2 separate regions of the Homo sapiens genome follow, and region 1 is linked to region 2. Evidence: chromatin loops called from intact Hi-C (ENCODE). Cell type or tissue: IMR-90. All regions are shown on one strand. Each heading gives the region's core, and the rest is flanking DNA. Links, peaks and the distances in the headings are about the cores only.

Region 1 (9,177 bases), core at 350-8,349, 440 kb before region 2:
TCTCAGCTACTCAAGAGGCTGAGGTGGGAGAATCTCTTGAACCTGGGAGACGGAGGTTGCAGTGGGCCAAGATCACGCCACTGCACTCCAGCCTGGGAGACAGGGGGAGACCTTGTGTCAAAAACGAAACAAAACAACCCCCCCGCACAAAACGTATCCACAATCTACATAGAATTTAAACAAGACCCAGCACCTTATCACATAATATTTAAGATGTCCAGAATACAACCCAAAATTGCTCAGCATACAAAGAATCAAAATTGCAACTCACCAAGAGAAAAAGACAAGCAGTAGACGCAGAGATGACATAAGTGCTGGAATTGAGTGCAAAGAGGTTAGGGCTGTGAGTAAAGCATTTAAAGCAGCAGAAAGCAACATGCCTCACTGACAATACCACAGGGGCCTGGGGAATATGTTTTGTAGGCTTCCTAGCCTGGCCATCGATAGAAAAGAGAAGAAAGAAGAATATGGAACTGAGAGGCAACAGTGTCCAACACAGGCCAACATTTTGGCTACTCAGTATCTGTTCACACAAATCTACCCTTATTTAAACTTTTATACAACAAGAAAACATCATTGTGCTTCCATCTAATAGAATGCAAGTATCCCTTGTACAAATGGAGGTGTGAGCAACCTCTTCCCAAAAAAGCACTTAATGGCGGCATCTGGCTGGGCGCGGTAGTGCATGCCTGTAATCCCAGCACTTTGAGAGGCCAAGGCGGGAAGATCACCTGAGGTCAGGAGTTCGAGACCAGCCTGGGCAATATGGTGAAACCCTGTCTGTACTAAAAATACAAAAATTAGGTGGGCATGTAATCCCAGCTGCTGTGGAGGCTGAGGCAGGAGAATCACCTGAACCCAGGAGGTGGAGGTTGCAGTGAGCCAAGAACAAGCCACTACCCTCCAGCTTCGGTGACAGAGCAAGACTCTGTCTCAATAAATAAATGAATCTATCTATCTATCTATCTATCTATCTATCTATCTATCTATCTATCTGTGTATCTATCTGTGTATCCATCTATATCTAATGTATCTATATCTAATGTATCTATCTATATCTAATGTATCTATCTATATCTAATGTATCTATCTACCTAATGTATCTGTCCATGTAATGTATCTTGGCAGAAGACATGAAACTCCTGGGTCAGAGACAAAGGACCATATTCCTCCCAGTACAGCCAGCAGCATAAACACAGCATGTTTTCATTGGTTCTCCTTTCTCTCCAAACTCTGTAAGGGCAATGCCAGGGCCCAGGTGGATGCCTGCACGTACAGAGGGTTGTATTACAGGAGAGGAGCACTGAGCTTAGGGAACCCCCTCTTCTTTATAGCAATCAACAAGCAAGCCTCTCTTTGTGAGAGGGGAGGGGTTGCCTCATTGCTCAAGTTTGCCAGCTGCGTAAACAACCCTGAAGAAACAGTGACCAGGGCCTTGCAGCCATGCACACCCCACACAACATGCAGGAAACACAAGACAACTGTGGAGGACAGTCTCCCAACACAGCAATACCCACCCCCAGACCCGCATCATCTTAGCTTCTGGCAAGTTTTCAAATGACTCTGACACCCATCAGCCACTCTGATTCATCTAACTAACAGGCTGGAATAAAATCACTTCAGGCCAGGCATGGTGGCTCACACCTGTAATCCCAGCACTTTGGGAGGCTGAAATCACTTGAGGTCAGGAGTTTGAAACTAGCCTGGCCAACATGGGGCAACTCTTTCTCTACTAAAAATACAAAAAAACAGCCAGGTGTCGTGGTAGGTGCCTGTAATCCCAGCTACTTGGGAGGCTGAGGCAGAAGAATCGCTTAAACCTGGGAGGCAGAGGTTGCAATGAGCCAAGATTGTGCCATTGCACTCCAGCCTGGGCCACAGAGACTCCATCTCAAAAAAAAAAAAAAAAATCACTTCAATTTGTCTCATTCGGCCTTTAATTAAGGCTACTTTTGATGGGACTCCCAACAGCAAGATCAGGCCAACCTTGAGTATTGACCTCAACTCTCAACTATGTCCCCCAGGGTCCTAGACTCAGCCAACTGTGAATAAGTCTCAAGGTGGCTCATGCCTGTAATCCCTGCAGTTTGGGAGGCTGAGACCGGCAGATCATTTAATCTTAGGAGTTCAAGATCAGCCTGGGCAACGTAGTGAAGGCCCATCTCTACAAAAAATACAAAAACAATATTAGCCAGAAGTGGTGGCACACCTGTAATCCTAGCTACTTGGGAGGCTGAGGCGGGAGGATCCCCTGAACCCAGAAGGTTGAGGTTGCAGTGAGCCAAGATCACGCCACTGTACTCCAGCCTAGGTGACAGAGCAAGACCCTGTCTCTAATACAATAAAATTAAAATAAAAAAAAAATAAAAGTCCAGGTGTGGTGGCTCACGTCTGTAATCCCAGTACTTTGGGAGGCCGAGGAGGGGGAATCACCTCAGGTCAGGAGTTCAAGACCAGCCTGATCAACATGGAGAAACCACGTCTCTACTAAAAATACAAAATTAGCCGGGCATGGTGCCACATGCCTGTAATCGCAGCTACTTGGGAGGCTGAGGCAGAAGAATCGCTTGAACCCGGGAGGCAGAGGTTGCAACGAGCTGAGATCATGCCATTACACTCCAGCCTGGGCAACAAGAGTGAAACTCCATCTCAGAAAAAAAAAAAGTAAAAACTGGTCCCAGAGGACCAGTACATCTTATTTTGGACAACCAGGATATAGTCTAAGGCGACTCTATTGTCCATTATAAGCAGAGCAGAGAACTTTAGGCTGATCTGCTAAAATACCAAAAAAAGAAATTTAAAAATAAAAAAACTGATCTGATCTTTGATGTCTTTACAAACAATTACAGGGTGACAACAGATGAGCCTAAAAGCAACCCCCATCCACAATGGGCATGCCACAGCTTACCTCCCCAACCTGAGAAGAGACAGTCATTGGATTTTGTTGTTAAGCTTGGCTGGAATTACCGTTACATTGTCTCAGTTAAGCCACATAAGTAATATCAGCAGGTTGTTTCAACTAACACAGGAGTGAGCCAACTTTTTCTGGAAAGAACCAGGTAATAGTATTTTGGGTTTTGTAGGGCATTTGTTTTCTGTGGCATAGTCATCTTTTTCTTTTTTCTTTTTGAAACAAGATCTTGCTCTGTCACTGAGGCTGGAGAGCTGTGGTACAATAATATCTCACTGCAGCTTCGACCTCCCAGGCTCAAGCGATCCTCCCACCTCAGCCTCCCGAGTAGCTGGGACTACAGGCGTGCACCAGCACACCCAGCTAATTTTTAATTTTTTGTAGAGACAGGCTTTCACCACATAGCCCAGGCTAGTCTTGATCTCCTGGGCTCAAGTGATCCTTCTGCTTCAGCCTCCCCAAGTGCTAGGATTACAGAGGTGAGCCACCACACCTGGCTTTTTTTTTTTTTTTTTTTTTTTAAACAATTCTTGGCTGAGCCGTGGCTCACGCCTGTAATTCCAGCACTTTGGGAGGCTGAAGCAGGTGGATCACTTGAGGTCAGGAGTTCAAGACCAGGACGGCCAACATGGAGAAACCCCGTCTCTACTAAAAATACAAAAATTAGCCGGGCATGGTGGCGGGCACCTTTAATCCCAGCTACTCGGGAAGCTGAGGCAGGAGAATGGCGTGAACCCAGGAGGCGGAGCTTGCAGTGAGCCAAGATCATACCACTGCTCTCCAGCCTGGGCGACAAAGCGAGATTCCATCTCAAAAACAACAACAACAACAACAACAACAACACATTCTTTAAAATATATGAAAAGCTTTGTTAGTTTATAGACCACACAGAAACAGGTCACAGGCCAGATGTATCCCACAGGCTATAGTGTGCCAACTCCTGATCTAGCACCATGTCGGTCCAACAAGGGGATTCTGGTGCCTAAACCAGCATTAGTTTGAATCCCCTACTTGGCCCCCTCAGGACTCAACTGCCATCTGGAGGGCATGACCACCAGGCTGTCCAGCGGAAAGAAAGATGCATCATTCCCAACAATGGTCAGCGGGCAAAATTGTACTTTTTTTTTGAGACGGAGTCTTGCTCTGTCACCCAGGCTGGAGTGCAGTGGTGTGATCTCGGCTCACTGCAAGCTCCGCCTCCCGGGTTCATGCCATTCTCCTGCCTCAGCCTCCTGAGTAGCTGGGACTACAGGCGCCCGCCACCAAGCCCGGCTAATTTTTTGTATTTTTAGTAGAGACGGGGTTTCACCATGTTAGCCAGGATGGTCTCGATCTCCTGACCTCGGGTCTCTGTAACTCCTCCAACACTTCTGTCTCAGGGACTATCCAAGATGCAGCCAAGAAGAGATGAAGCCTCTTCTGGGACTGCCACATTCAGTGACCAAACGGCCTGAGTAAAGTGTGTGCGGCCGGGTGTGGTGGCTCACGCCTGTGATCCCCCCACTTTGGGAGGCCAAGACGGGTGGATCACTTGAGGTCAGGGGTTCGAGACCAGCTGGCCAACATGGTGAAACCTATCTCTACTAAAAATACAAAAATCACCTAGGCATGGTGACGCCTATAATCCCAGCTACTTGGGAGGCTGAGGCAGGAGAATCGCTTGAACCCAGGAGGCAGAGGTTACAGTGAGCCGAGATGGCACCACTGCACTCCAGCCTGAGCAACAGAGCATCTGTCTCAAAAAATAAATAAATAAAGTGTGTGGATCAGGAAGAGGTAGGAAGGGGAAACCAGAAACCTTTTTGAGCTGATTCTTGAGGAAGATGATCCAACAATCAATAATACCAGACACCCGCAGATAGTGAGGAAGTTACAAAGTCCCATTGAATACCTTAAATATCAACCAAACTGCAATCAATGTCTTCCGGAGTTGGTGTTGGGGTTAGGTGGTTGCTGCCCCCTAGTGGACATCTTTAGGTTTAACATAGTGGAATGCGCCCAGCCGTTTAAGGGAACCCGTTTGAATTGAGGGCCCCATTGAGCCAGAGGAATTGCCTCAGGCAGGGGAGTGGAGGAGAGTTTTCTCCAAATGGGGTAGCTGCTGCGGGGTGCGGCGGCTCACACTTGTAATTCCAGCACTTTGGGAGGCCGTGGCAGGAGGATTGCTTGAGCCCAGGAGTTCAAGACCAGCATGGGCAACACAGCGAGACTCTGTCTCTGGAAAAAAAAAAAATTAAAAAATTAACCGGGTATGCTGGCGCATGCCTATAGTCCCAGCTACTCAGGAGGTTGAGGTGGGAGGATCGCTTGAGCCCAGGAGTTCCAGGCTGCAGTGAGCCACGATCATGCCACTGCACTCCAGCCTGGGCAACACAGCAAGACCGTCTCGAAACAGAAAACAGAAGAAACAGGGGTAGCTGTGACTTTTGTATGTAAAACTCAGAAGACCTGAGGACCAGACCAGCTGTGCTCTTAGACGTACCCTTTACCTTTGGCCATTTCCGGTATTGCTAGTGAAGCTGCAGTTAACCTACCCGAGAACAAGGGTGTGAGGCTGGGGAGTCAAAGGCCACCACAAGCCAGGCGTTTGCTTTCAAGGAGAGCTTAATAGTGATTCATAGCGGCCTTCTTTTCTTTTTTTATTATTTATTAGAAGAGAGACAGGGCCGGGCACGGTGGCTCACGCCTGTAATCCCAGCACTTTGTGAGGCAGAGGTGGGTAGATCCCAAGGTCAAGAGATCAAGACCATCCTGACCAACATGGTGAAACCCAGTCTCTACTAACAATACAAAAGTTATCTGGGCATGGTGGCAGGTGCCTGTAATCCCAGCTACTGGGGAGGCTGAGGCAGGAGAATCGCTTGAACCCCAGAGGTGGAGGTTGCAGTGAACCGAGATCGTACCACTGCACTCCAGCCTGGTCACAGAGCAAGACTCTGTCTCAAAATAAATAAATAAAATTTTAATTTAAAAAAAACAGAGATGGGTTTTCACTATGTCGCCCAGGCTGGTCTTGAACTCCTGGACTCAAGCAATCCACCCACCTCTTGGTGTGAGCCACCGCACCCAGCCCAGCTGCCCTTTCTTTTTAAAAGGAGTGTACTTGGTGGCCGTGTCAGGCAGGTGGCACTGTGGCACTGGGAAACGGCTTCCCGGAGCACTCCAGCAGCCATTTAGTCATTACAGTTGTGTTTCCTTTTCTACTGGGATCCCACATTGTTTCTGGTAGAGGTGAAGAGGGCGGCATATGCCACAGCCTCCGACTGGTAGAATCCTCTGATAACAAGGCATGTGTAGTTTTTTCGAGCATGTAAAGCATCAGTACCAATTACACCCGCTCAGTCGTGGAAACCACACAGCGGGACATTGAATTGGCTCTAGGTGCCACACCCAACGAGATCTCTTCAGCTTCCCTTCCCACTGGGAGCCTGACTGGTTGAATTCAGGTACTTGGACCAAGAAGTCTGTGGGTCAGGGACTACAGCCTCAGCCCTGGAGCAACTTGGGGCTGGGGGGCATCCCAGGGGGACAGCAAAGGCAGGGGAAAAAAACTCATTGTTGGTCGGGCGCGGTGGCTCACACCTGTAGTTCCAGCACTTTGGGAGGCCGAGGCGGGCGGATCACTTGAGGTCAGGAGTTCAAGACCTGACTGACCAACATGGAGAAACTCCGTCTCTACCAAAAATACAAAATTAGCCAGGTGTGGTGGTGCACACCTGTAGTCCCAGCTACTCAGGAGGCTGAGGCAGGAGAATTGCTTGAACCTGGGAGGCGGAGCTTGCAGTGAGCAGAGATCGCGTCATTGCACTCCAGTCTGGGCAACAAGAGTGAAACTCCATCTCAAAAAAAAAAAAAAAAAAAAAAAAAGGGCCGGGCATGGTGGCTCACACTTGTAATCCCAGCACTTTGGGAGGCAGAGGCGGGTGGATCATGAGATCAGGAGATCGAGACCATCCTGGCTAACACGGTGAAACCTCGTCTCTATAAAAAATACAAAAAATTAGCCAGGCATGGTGGCGGGCACCTGTAGTCCCAGTTACTGGGGAGGCTGAGGCAGGAGAATGGCATGAACCCAGGAAGCAGAGCTTGCCGTGAGCCAAGATCATGCCACTGCACTCCAGCTTGGGCGACAGAGCAAGACTCCATCTCAAAAAACAAACAACAAAAAAACTTCATTATTGACCTCTCTATCGGCTCACTTGGCTCCTCCCTCCAGGATCAGTGCCAGAGCTGCAACCCAGGTACCTCCCAGGACCCAGCAAGTTCTTAGGCACAGAGGCCCCTCTCTTTCTGCTCTTCCACAGATGGCCAGGCTCAGCCCTCCCAGTCCTCAGCATCTTTGACCAGCCCTGCACCCAGCTGTGGACTGGATCCAAATTGGACCGTGGTGGGGCCAGAAACACTCGCAGGGTGGGATCTTCACTAATGTTTTCAGCCCACTGAAGGCTCAATATCAAATAGCAAGGCAGGGCATAGCGGCTCATGCCTGTAATCTCAGGGCTTTCGGAGGCCGAGGTGATTGCATCACTTGTGCTCAGGAGCTCACGACCAGCCTGGGAAACATAGCGAGACCTCATCTCTACAAAAAAATTTTAAATTAGCTGGGTGTAGTGGTGCATACGTGTGGTCCCAGCTACTCGGGAGGCTGAGTGGGGAGGACCCCTTGGCCCTGGGAGTTTGAGGCTACAGTGAGCCATGTTTGCGCCACTGTACTTCAGCCTGGGTGACAGAGCAAGACCCTGTCTCAAAACAAAGAAACAAATAACAAGGTCCTTGTTGCTGATACCACTTCGGTTTCAGAGACCCTTTGACCCAGCGGCCACAGCCATGCTGCCTCTTGGTTGGGTCCCTGGGGCTTGTTGTCTCATTTTCATGATCCCATTTCTTCCTCCACCTGCCTGGAGAAGGGTAAGAACCCAGGTGCAGCCAGGCACCATTTGCCCACTGTTTTGCCCACTGATTTTGATCCTATCTGTAGCCACTGAGCCTCATTAACAAGTAGGACAGGCTGGGTGCGGTGGCTCATGCTTGCAATCCCAGCACTTTGGGAGGCCGAAGCAGGTGGATCACCTGAGGTCGGGAGTTCGAGACCAGCCTGACCAACATGGAGAAACCCCGTCTCTACTAAAAATACAAAATTAGCCGGGCGTGGCGGTGCCTGCCTGTAATCCCAGCTACTCGGGAGGCTGAGGCAGGAGAATTGCTTGAACCCAGGAGGCGGAGGTTGCAGTGAGCCGAGGTTGCACCACTGCACTCCAGCCTGGGCAACAACAGTGAAACTCCATCTAAAAAAAAAAAAAAAAAAAATACAAGTAGGACAGTGAAGACCTCTATTCCTGGCCATCCTCCTCTACTTGGATGAGAGAATTCCCTACTGGATCCCAGGGATTCTTCTCATATTTTTGAACCAGGCCCATGGAGGCCCTGTCCTTCCAATTCCAGAAAGCCACGCCTCTGTCAACATCCCATCCTTTTCCACACTACCAGGTCCGGACTTTCATTTTGTCCTACTTACAAGCCAGCCTGGGCTGGGTGCAGTGGCTCATGCCTGTAATCCCAGCACCTTGGGAGGCTGAAGCAGGAGGATCCCTTGAGCCCAGGAGATCGAGACCACTCTGGGCAATGTAGCCAGACCGTCTCTACAAAATGTAAAAAATTAGTTGGGCATAGTGGCATGCACCTGTAGTCCCAGCTACTCGGGAGGCTGAGGTGGGAGGATCACTTGAGCCCAGGTTGGAGTGCACCATTGCACTCCAGCCTGGGTGACAGAGTGAGACCCTGTCCCTAATTCAATGAATCAATCAATAAAATAAAAAATAAAAATAAAAATAAAACAAGCTAGCCCATTACTGTTTCACAAATGTTGCCAGAAGACACAAGACTCCTGGGCCAGAGACAAGGGACTTTATTACTCACCAGCCAGCAGGGAGCATGAGCATCAATGCCTTGGTATTCATTCTCCTGGACTCCAAGGTCCCACGGGGGCTGGTGCAGATGTCTGTAATCCCGTGGGTTCTGAAGAAGATAAAGAGCTCCTGGGTGGAGCTTGATTTTAAAAAGCTCTTGCTAAAGAGGCTCCCACTCAAATGCGGCCATCTGTCTGGTCACTTGCTGCAGCCACGTTAGTGAAATTTCCACACGTGAGATGTGGCGTCCTCAAGATCCCAAAAGGCTTATCAGTTGCAACACCTTTGTAGTTGGAGGTGGCAGGACCAACAGTTTGTCTTTTTTAAGCTATGAAATGTCCCTTTAAGCTGCGGCCCAGC
Region 2 (9,177 bases), core at 538-8,537:
AGATTCGAATTCACAGACTGCCTTGGTTATCGGCTGGCTGTGTGACCTCAGGTGTGGTGCTTAATCTCCTTGATCCAATTTGCTGGAGGGACACCCTGTGGGACTATTCTGGCAAACATGATCTGTGGCCTATCCAGCAGCCATCGGCGTTGACACTGAAAGTCCAGTTTTTTACGGCGTCAGCAGACCCATTACCACATCCTCTCATTTCCCATTGTCAATGATCCCTCAAGGAAAGGTTAGAGGCCAAGGGGATCCTAAGGGAAACTTGCCTGGAGGCCTCTGGGAAGCTTTCTTCCCTTGATAAAACAATCCATGTGCTCACTTCGGCAGCACATATACTAAAATTGGAATGATACAGAGAAGACTAGGATGGCCCCTGTGCGAGGATGACACACAAATTCGCAAAGCATTCCATATTTTTTTGTCCTCAGCAAACTAACACAGGAACAGAAAACCAAACACCGGTCTGAGCACAGTGGCTCACGCCTATAATCCCAGCACTTTCGGAGGCCGAGGTGGGCAGATCACTTGAGGTCTGGAGTTCGAGACCAGCCTGGCCAACATGGTGAAACCCCATTTCTACTAAAAATATGAAAATGAGCCAGGCATGGTGGCACACACCTGTACTCTCAGTTACTCGGGAGGCTGAGGCACAAGAATTGCTTGAATCTGGGAAATGGAGGTTGCAGTGAGCCAAGATCACACCACTACACTCCAGCCTGGGTGACAGAGTGAGACCCTCTCTCAAAAAAATAAAGAAGCCGGGCGCGGTGGCTCACACCTGTACTCCCAGCACTTTGGGAGGCTGAGGCAGGTGGATCACGAGGTCAGGAGATCAAGACCATCCTGGCTACCATGGTGAAACCCTGTCTCTACTAAAAATACAAAAAAAAAAATTAACCGGGCATGGTGGTGGGCGCCTGTAGTCCCAGCTACTCGGGAGGCTGAGGCAGGAGAATGGTGTGAACCTGAGAGGTGGAGCTTGCAGTGAGCCGAGATCGTGCCACTGCACTCCAGCCTGGGTGACAGAGCGAGACTCCATCTAAAAAAAAAAAAAAAGAAAAAAAGAAAACCAACCAAACACCGCATGTTCTCATTTATAAGTGGGAGCTGAACAATGAGAACACAAGGACACGGGGAGGGGAACAACATACACTGGGGCCTGTTGCAGGGTGGTGGGGAGGGAAAGCATCAGGATAAATAGCTAATGGATGCGGGGCTTAATACCAGGTGATGGGTTAACAGGTGCAGCAAACCACCATGGCACACGTTTACCCATGTAACAAACCTGCATGTCCTGCACATGTACCCCAGAACTTAAAATAAAATTAAGGCTGGGCTTGGTGGCTCATGCCTGTAATCCTAGCACTTTGGGAGGCCAAGGCAGGCTCGTCACCTGAGGTCAGGGGTTCCAGACCAGCTTGGCCAACATGTGGAAACACTGTCTCTACTAAAAATACAAAAAATAGACTGGGTGAGGTGGCTCACGCCTGTAATCCCAGCACTTTGGGAAGCCGAGATCAGGAGATCGAGACCAGCCTAGCCAACGTGGTGAAACCCCATCTCTACTAAAAATACAAAAATTATCCGGGCGTGGTGGCGCATGCCTGTAATCCCAGCTACTCGGGAGTCTAAGACAGGAGAATTGTTTGAATCCGGGAGGCAGAGGTTGCAGTGAGCCGAGATCACGCCATTGCACTCCAGCCTGGGCAACAAGAGCAAAACTCCATCTCTAAATAAATACATAAATGAAATAAAAATACAGAAAATCGCCAGGCATCATGGCGCATGCCTGTAATCCCAGCTACTTGGAAGGCTGAGGCAGGAGAACCACTTGAACCCAGGAGGCAGAGGTTGTAATGAGATGAGATCGTGCCACTGCACTCCAGCCAGTGTGACAGAGCAAGACTCTATCTCAAAAAGAAAATAAAAATAATAAAATTAAAAAAGAATTCACAAGCGTCACCCCTACATATATATATACACACATGTATATCTATAGGCTGGAGTACAGTGACGCATTCAGTGTACTGCAGTAATCACTGCAGCCTCGACCTCCCAGACTCAAACAATTCTCTCACCTCAGCCTCCCAAGCAGCTGGAATCACAGGCATGTGCCACTATGCCTGCCTAATTTTTTATTTTTATTTTTGTAGAGACAAGGTCTCAATATAATGCCCAGGCTGGTCTCAAACTCCTACGCTCAAGTGATCCGCCCATCTTATCCTCCCAAAGTGCTGGGATTACAGTCATGAGCCACTGCACTGAGCCTAATTTTATTATTTTTTATTTTTTGTAGAGACAAGGTCCCACTAGGCTGATCTCAAACGATCCTTCCACCTTGGTCTCCCAGTGTTGAGGTTACAGGCACGAGCCACCACCCCCAGCCTAAGAGACTATCATCAATGATTTTTTTTTCTTTTTTCTTTTCTAGAGCAGGTACAATGTAATCAATTATTATTATTATTATTAAGACCGAGTCTTGCTCTGTCACCAAGCTGGAGTGCAGAGGCATGATCTTGGCTCACTGCAACCTCTGCCTCCTGGGTTCAAGCAATTGTCCTGTCTCAGCCTCCCGAGTAGCTAGGACTACAGTTGTGTGTCATCACACTCAGCTAATTTTTTTTTTTTTGTTATTTTAGTAGAGAAGGGGTTTTACCATGTTGGCCAGGATGGTCTCTATCGCTTGACCTCACGATCCACCTGCCTCGGCCTCCCAAAGTGCTGGGATTATAGGCGTGAGCCACCGTGCCTGGCCATCAATTTATTATGATGATGATGATGATTTTTGAGATGGAGTCTCAGTCTGTCACCCAGGCCAGAGTGCAGTGGCGCAATCTTAGCTCACTGCAATCTCTGCCTCCTGGGTTCAAGCGATTCTTTTGCCTCAGCCTCTCGAGTAGCTGGGATTACAGGTGCCCGCCACCAAGCCCGGCTAATTTCTTTTTTTTTTTTTTTTTGAGATGCAGTCTCACTCTGTCACCCAGGCTGCAGTGCAGTGGCGCCATCTCGGCTCACTGCAAGCTCCGCCTCCAGGGTTCACGCCATTCTTCCTGCCTCAGCCTCCCGAGTACCTGGGACTACAGGCGCCCGCCACCACGCCCAGCTAAATTTTTTGTATTCTTAGTAGAGACGGGGTTTCACCGTGTTAGCCAGGATGGTCTCGATCTCCTGACCTTGTGATCCACCCGCCTCGGCCTCCCGACGTGCTGGGATTACAGGCGTGAGTCACCGCGCCCGGCCTTTTTTTTGGTATTTTTAGTAGAGATGGGGTTTCACCATGTTGGCCAGGCTGGTCTGGAACTCCTGACCTCAGGTGATCCGCCCGCCTCAGCCTCCCAACGTGCTGGGATTACAGGCGTGAGCCACCGTGCTCAGCCTCAGTGATTTTTGAGAATGTGAAGGGGTCTTGGGACCAAAGGGTTCAAGAACTGCTATCCATGAGCAGTGCTGGGCACACAGTGAGTAGGTGTGAGTGTTGGCGCTGCAGCTCACTTTGGAAAATAACTTTGTGTTGGTGCCTCATGCCTGTAATCCCAGCATTCTGGGAGGCCAAGGCAGGAGGATTACTTGAGCCCAGGAGTTCGAGACCACCCTGGGCAACATAGTGAGACCCCCCCTCCTCTACAAAAAATAAAAAAATTAGCTGCATGTGGTGGCGTGTGCCTATGGTCCCAGCTATTCGGTAGGCTGAGATAGGAGGATGGGTTTAGGCCAAGAATTCCAGGTTGCAGTGAGCTGTGTTCATGCCGCTGCACTCCAGCCTGGGTAACAGAGCAAGACCCTGTCTCAAAAAAAAAAAAAAAAAAGAAAGAAAGAAAGAAAGAAAAAGAAAAAAAAGAGTCCAATTCTGTGAGAAAATGAATATCTGCAAAGAATAATTTTTTTTTTTTTTTTGAGATGGAGTCTCGCTCTGTCACCCAGGCTGCAGTGCAGTGGCGCCATCTCGGTTCACTGCAAGCTCCGCCTCCCGGGTTCACGCCGTTCTCCTGCCTCAGCCTCCCCAGTAGCTGGGACTATAGGCGCCCGCCACGACGCCTGCCTAATTTTTTGTATTTTTAGTAGAGACGGGGTTTCACCATGTTAGCCAGGATGGTCTCGATCTCCTGACCTTGTGATCCTCCAGCCTCGGCCTCTTAAAGTGCTGGGATTACAGGTGTGAGCCACCAGGCCCAGCCAGATTAAATCTTTAATTATAATTTAATTATATAAGACTTAGGGTACTATAGGCCTTCATGGCTTTAGAAAACATTTTTCAAAATATTTAAAGACATTTTCATGCTTAAGGATGTCTTCATTTTAAAATAACAAACAGGACTAGGCGCCGTGGCTCACGCCAGTAATCCCAGCATTTTGGGAGGCCGAGGTGGGTGGATCACCTGAGGCCAGGAGTTTGAGACCAGCCTGGTGAACATGGCGAGACCCCTGTCTCTACTAAAAATAGAAAAATTAGCCGGGTGTGGTGGCGGGCACCTGTAATCTCAGCTACTCTGGAGGCTGAGGCAGGAGAATCACTTGAACCTGGGAGGTGGAGGCTGCAGTGAGCTGAGATCACAACGCTGCACTCCAGCCTAGGCAACAGAACAATACTCTGTCTCAAGAAAAATAAATAAGTGTGTGTGTGTGTGTGTGTGTGCGCCCAAGATTAGGACACAAAGAATCACACAGGCATAATGGGGCCTAAAAACTGTTTTTTTTTTTTAACTGTTTTTTTTTTTTTTTTTTTTTGAGATGGAGTCTCGCTCTGCCGCCCAGGCTAGAGTGCAATGGCGTGATCTCGGCTCACTGCAACCTCCGCCTCCCAGGTTCAAGCAATTCTCCTGCTTCAGACTCCCGAGTAGCTGGGACTACAGGTGTGAGCCACCACACCGGGCTAATTTTTGTATTTTTAGTAGAGACGGGGTTTCACCATGTTGGCCAGGCTGATCTTGAAGTCCTGATCTCAGGTCATCCTCCTGCCTCAGCCTCCTAAAATGCTGGGATTAAGCCATGAGCCACTGCGCCCGGCCGTTAAACTGTTTTATAAGCTCTGTGTGTGTGTGTGTGTGTGTGTGTGTGTGTGTGTGTGTGTGTGTGCTTAAGACAGTCTTTCTCTGTCACTTAAAAAAAAACCTGGTAAATAGCGGGCCCTACCTTTCCTACTGAAAAATAAATAAATAAATAAAATAATAAATCCAGGTAAATACATCTCAGCTGTAATAACCCAGCCACAGCGTGCTGTGTGTCAGGCCACGCTGTGGTGTGCCTGCAGCACCATCTGGTGGTCAGTGTTGAGTATAAAGTCAAAGGCCAAAAGAGGAGAAGGCCGGGCGCAGTGGCTCACACCTGTGATCCCAGCACTTTCCGAGGCCGAGGCGGGAAGATCACTTGAGGTCTGGAGTTTGAGACCAGCCTGGCCAACATAGTGAAGCCAGCCTGGCAGGAGAATCCCTTGAACCCGGGAGGCAGAGTTTGCAATGAGCTAAGATTGAGCCACTGCACTCCAGCCTGGGTGACAGAGTGACACTGTGTCTCAAAATAAATAAATAAGTAAACTAAAAATAAAAAATGGAAAACTAAGGAAAGAGGCAATTTACAGAGTGAGTCTCCAAATACAATTTCATCAGTTAGCAATGTGTAAAAATTAAAGTAGAGCTTCCTCTTCAAAGAGACTTTCCTCCTCGTCTACTTAGGAATAAATAGTAACTTCTCTTAGACGCAAAATGTATTCAAAGACCTGTGCTAACATTCTTAAATATCTGCTAGCCGTAATAAAGAAATCAGTGTACTTTATGTTTTTAGCTCCCACAATTTACCCTAAATATTTGCCCTGGCATGCTTATACTGGTCCAAGCAAGCATTAGGTCACAGCCTGTTCCTCTTCCTTATTTGAAGGTGTTTTTACCTTTCTCAGCATTCCACAAGTCACTTCCCCCTTCCTTTGTTCTCCTCTGCCTTTGCCTCTTTTAAAAAGTTCCAAGTTGCTAGCCAGTTGGGACAAATACAGAATGTGAGGTCCCGTTCCAGCCAATGGAAACCCGACACGGCAGTAGAGTGGATGCGTCAGGTTATAAATGACCCTGTCTCCTTTGTTCGTTGTACTCTTGTGGCAAAACTGCTGGCGAGTGTACCTTTTCTGCAGAAAGTAAAAATGGCCTTGCTGGCCGGGCTCAGTGGCTCATGCCTGTAATCCCAGCACTTTGGGAGGTCAAGGCGGGCGGATCACCTGAGGTCAGGAGTTTGAGACCAGCCTGACCAACATGGAGAAACCCCGTCTCTACTAAAAATACAATATTAGCCGGGCGTGGTGGTGCATGCCTGTAATCCCAGCTACTCGGGAGGCTGAGACAGGAGAATTGCTTGAACCTCGGAAGCCGAGGGTGCAGTGAGCTGAGATTGTGCCATTGCACTCCAGCCTGGGCAACAAGATCGAAACTCCATCTCAAAAAATAAAAATAAAAATAAAAATGGCCTTGCTGAGGAAATTAATGTTCAAGTGCTATGTCTTTTTTTTTTTTTTTTGAGGCGGAGTCTCACTCCGTTGCCCAGGCTGGAGTGCAGTGGCACGATCTCGGCTCACTGCAAGCTCCGCCTCCCAGGTTCACGCCATTCTCCTGCCTTAGCCTCCCAAGTAGCTGGGACTACAGGCACCTGCCACCACGCCTGGCTAATTTTTTTTTGTATTTTTATTAGAGACGGGGTTTCAACGTGTTAGCCAGGATGGTCTCTATCTCCTGACCTTGTGATCCACCCGCCTCGGCCTCCCAAAGTGCTGGGATTACAGGCGTGAGCCACCGCGCCCGGCCTCAAGTGCTATTTCTTTATGGCACCAAGGAATAAGCATTTCTAACAAATGTGTGAGTGGTTAAAACCATTTTTAGGGCATTATACAAGTTTACAAACATCTCAAGGGATGAGTGTTTGGAAAGACTCCCCTGAGGTGATGTAACACTGGCTGGCTGATCATAGTGGCTCAAGTTTGTAATCCTAGCACTTTGGGAGGCCGAGGCGGGTGGATCACCTGAGGTCAGGAGTTGGAGACCAGCCTGGCCAACATGGTGAAACCCTGTCTCTACTAAAAATACAAAAATTGGCCCAGTGTGGTGGTGGGCAGTAATCCCAGGTACTCAGGAGGCTGAGGCAGGAGAATCACTTGAACCCCGGAGGCACAGGTTGCAGTGAGCCGAGATTGTGCCATTGCACTCCAGCCTGGGCGACAGAGTGAGACTCCATCTCAAAAAAAAAAAAAAAAAAAAAAATAGAAACACTGGCTTAGGCAGGGCGCGGTGGCTCACATGTGTATTCCCAGCTTTTTGGGAGACCGAGGCAGACAGATCACTTGAGGTCAGGGGTTCGAGTCCGGCCTGGCCAACATGGGGAAACCCTGCCTCCACTAAAAACACAAAAATTAGCCAGGCTTGGTGGCAGGTGTCTGTAATCCCAGCTATTTGAGAGGCTGAGGCGAGAGATTCGCTTGATCCCAGGAGGCAGAGTTTGCAGTGAGCCAAGATGACACCACTGCACTCCAGCCTGAGTTAGACTCCATCTCAAAAAAGAAGAAAACAAAACAAAACAGAAACACTGGCTTAGGCATTTATGAAAAACCCACAGCAAACATCCTACTCAATGGTGAAAGACTGACAATACACAAAAGAAAGAAAGAAATTCGTAACAGACATAAATGGAAAGACATCCCAAGTTTATAGACTGGAAGACAATAGTATTAAGATGACGATGCAGCTGGGCACGGTAGCTCATGCCTATAATCCCAGCATTTTGGGAGGCTGAGGCAGGAGGATTGCTGGAGCCCAGGAGTTTAAGATCAGCCTTGGCAACTGATATGGTTTGGCTCTGTGTCCCCACTGAAATCTCATTATGAATTATAATCTCAGCGGGTCCAGGGAGGGACATGGTGGGAGGTAACTGGATCGTGGGGGCAGTTTCCCCCATGCTGTTCTCGTAGTCATGAGTGAGTTCGCACAAGATCTGATGGTTTGAAACTGTGGTGGTTCCCTCCTCTAGCTCTTTCTCCCTCCTGCCACTATATAAGACGTGCCTTGCTTCCCCTTCCCCTTTTGCTATGATTGTAAGTCTCCTGAGGACTCCCCAGCCCTGTGGAACTGTGAGTCAATTAAACCTCTTTTCTTTATAAATTACCCAGTCTCGGGTAGTTAGTTTTAACAGCATGCACCTGGTCTCTACAACAACAACAACAAAAACTTAGCTGGGTATGGTGGCACCTGCCTGCAGTCCCAACTACTGAGAAGGCTGAGGTGGGAGGATTGCTTGAGCACGAGGTCGAGGTTGCAGTGAGCCATGGGGTCGTGCCACCACACTCCAGCCTGGGCAACACAGTAAGGGCCTGTCTCAAAAAAAAAAAAAAAAAGTGATCTAGTAACTGAATTTAATCCATATCAAAATTTGAACATCTGGCTGGGCGGGGTGGCTCACAACTGTAAATCCCAGCACTTTGGGAGGCTGAGGTGGGCGGATCACCTGAGGTCAGGAGTTCAAGACCAGCCTGGCCGACATGATGAAACCCCGTCTCTACTAAAAATACAAAAATTAGCCAGGCATGATGATGCCTGTAATTCCAGCTACTTGGGAGGCTGAGGCATGAGAATCACTTGAACCCGGGAGGTGGACGTAGCAGTGAGCTGAGATCGCACCACTGCACTCTAGCCTGGGTGACAGAGAGAGACTCCATCTCAAACAAACAAACAAAACGTGCAGAATGCTAAAGACTAAGCAAATAAGTAATAGCTACCATGTCCAGAGGCTTCCTCTAAGCCCGCTAGAAGGCACTGCCCTACAGTATTTCTCTCGTTTCCACTTGTGCAGATAAGAATACTGAAATTCAGAAGTCTCCTGCCCCTGGTTACTCCAGTAGTAAGAGGTGGGGGAACTCAGGCTCTCTCTCTTCATTGCCCACATCCTGAACCACTGCTCATGTTATATGCCCATATTTTGCATGTAAATTCAAAAGATTTAGGCGTCAGGTCCCGATCCTTTAACCCCTGGTTACCAGTCCCTGTTCTAGTCCACCCCTCAGGAGGAGGCAGCTGGAGTATCTGAGGTCAGTCACACGTGCAGTCTGCCATGCTTACATGACCAACACTTGTTTAAAATTTTGTCCCCCGGACTGCGCACGGTGCCTCACGAATGTAATCCCAGCACTTTGAGAGGCCGAGGCGG

What was found. Peaks named below come from ENCODE experiments on the same cell type or tissue, not always from the same donor. Only the 100,000 strongest peaks of a DNase experiment are listed, where the experiment ranks them.
Region 1: it touches region 2 in a loop (7-fold over the local background); 4 of 110 quality-filtered maps call a loop at or near these places.

The regions. Positions count from the first base shown.
Region 1 is chr19:49,221,906-49,231,082 of GRCh38, reverse strand. LOC107985340 (a long non-coding RNA gene) reads right to left here. Exons shown (of 3, transcript XR_001753971.2): 1 at 8,828-9,177. Among named protein-coding and RNA genes, the nearest start is that of TRPM4, 69 kb to the right of the region's middle. RefSeq lists an enhancer at 4,955-5,004. In IMR-90, for the core only: CTCF peaks have their summits at 4,849 (motif pointing left) and 6,037; a DNase peak (open chromatin) is centred at 4,872.
Region 2 is chr19:48,784,399-48,793,575 of GRCh38, reverse strand. It overlaps the pseudogene RNU6-317P. Among named protein-coding and RNA genes, the nearest start is that of BCAT2, 22 kb to the left of the region's middle. RefSeq lists an enhancer at 1-76. In IMR-90, for the core only: a CTCF peak has its summit at 5,254 (motif pointing left); a DNase peak (open chromatin) is centred at 5,235; H3K27me3 peaks cover 167 bases.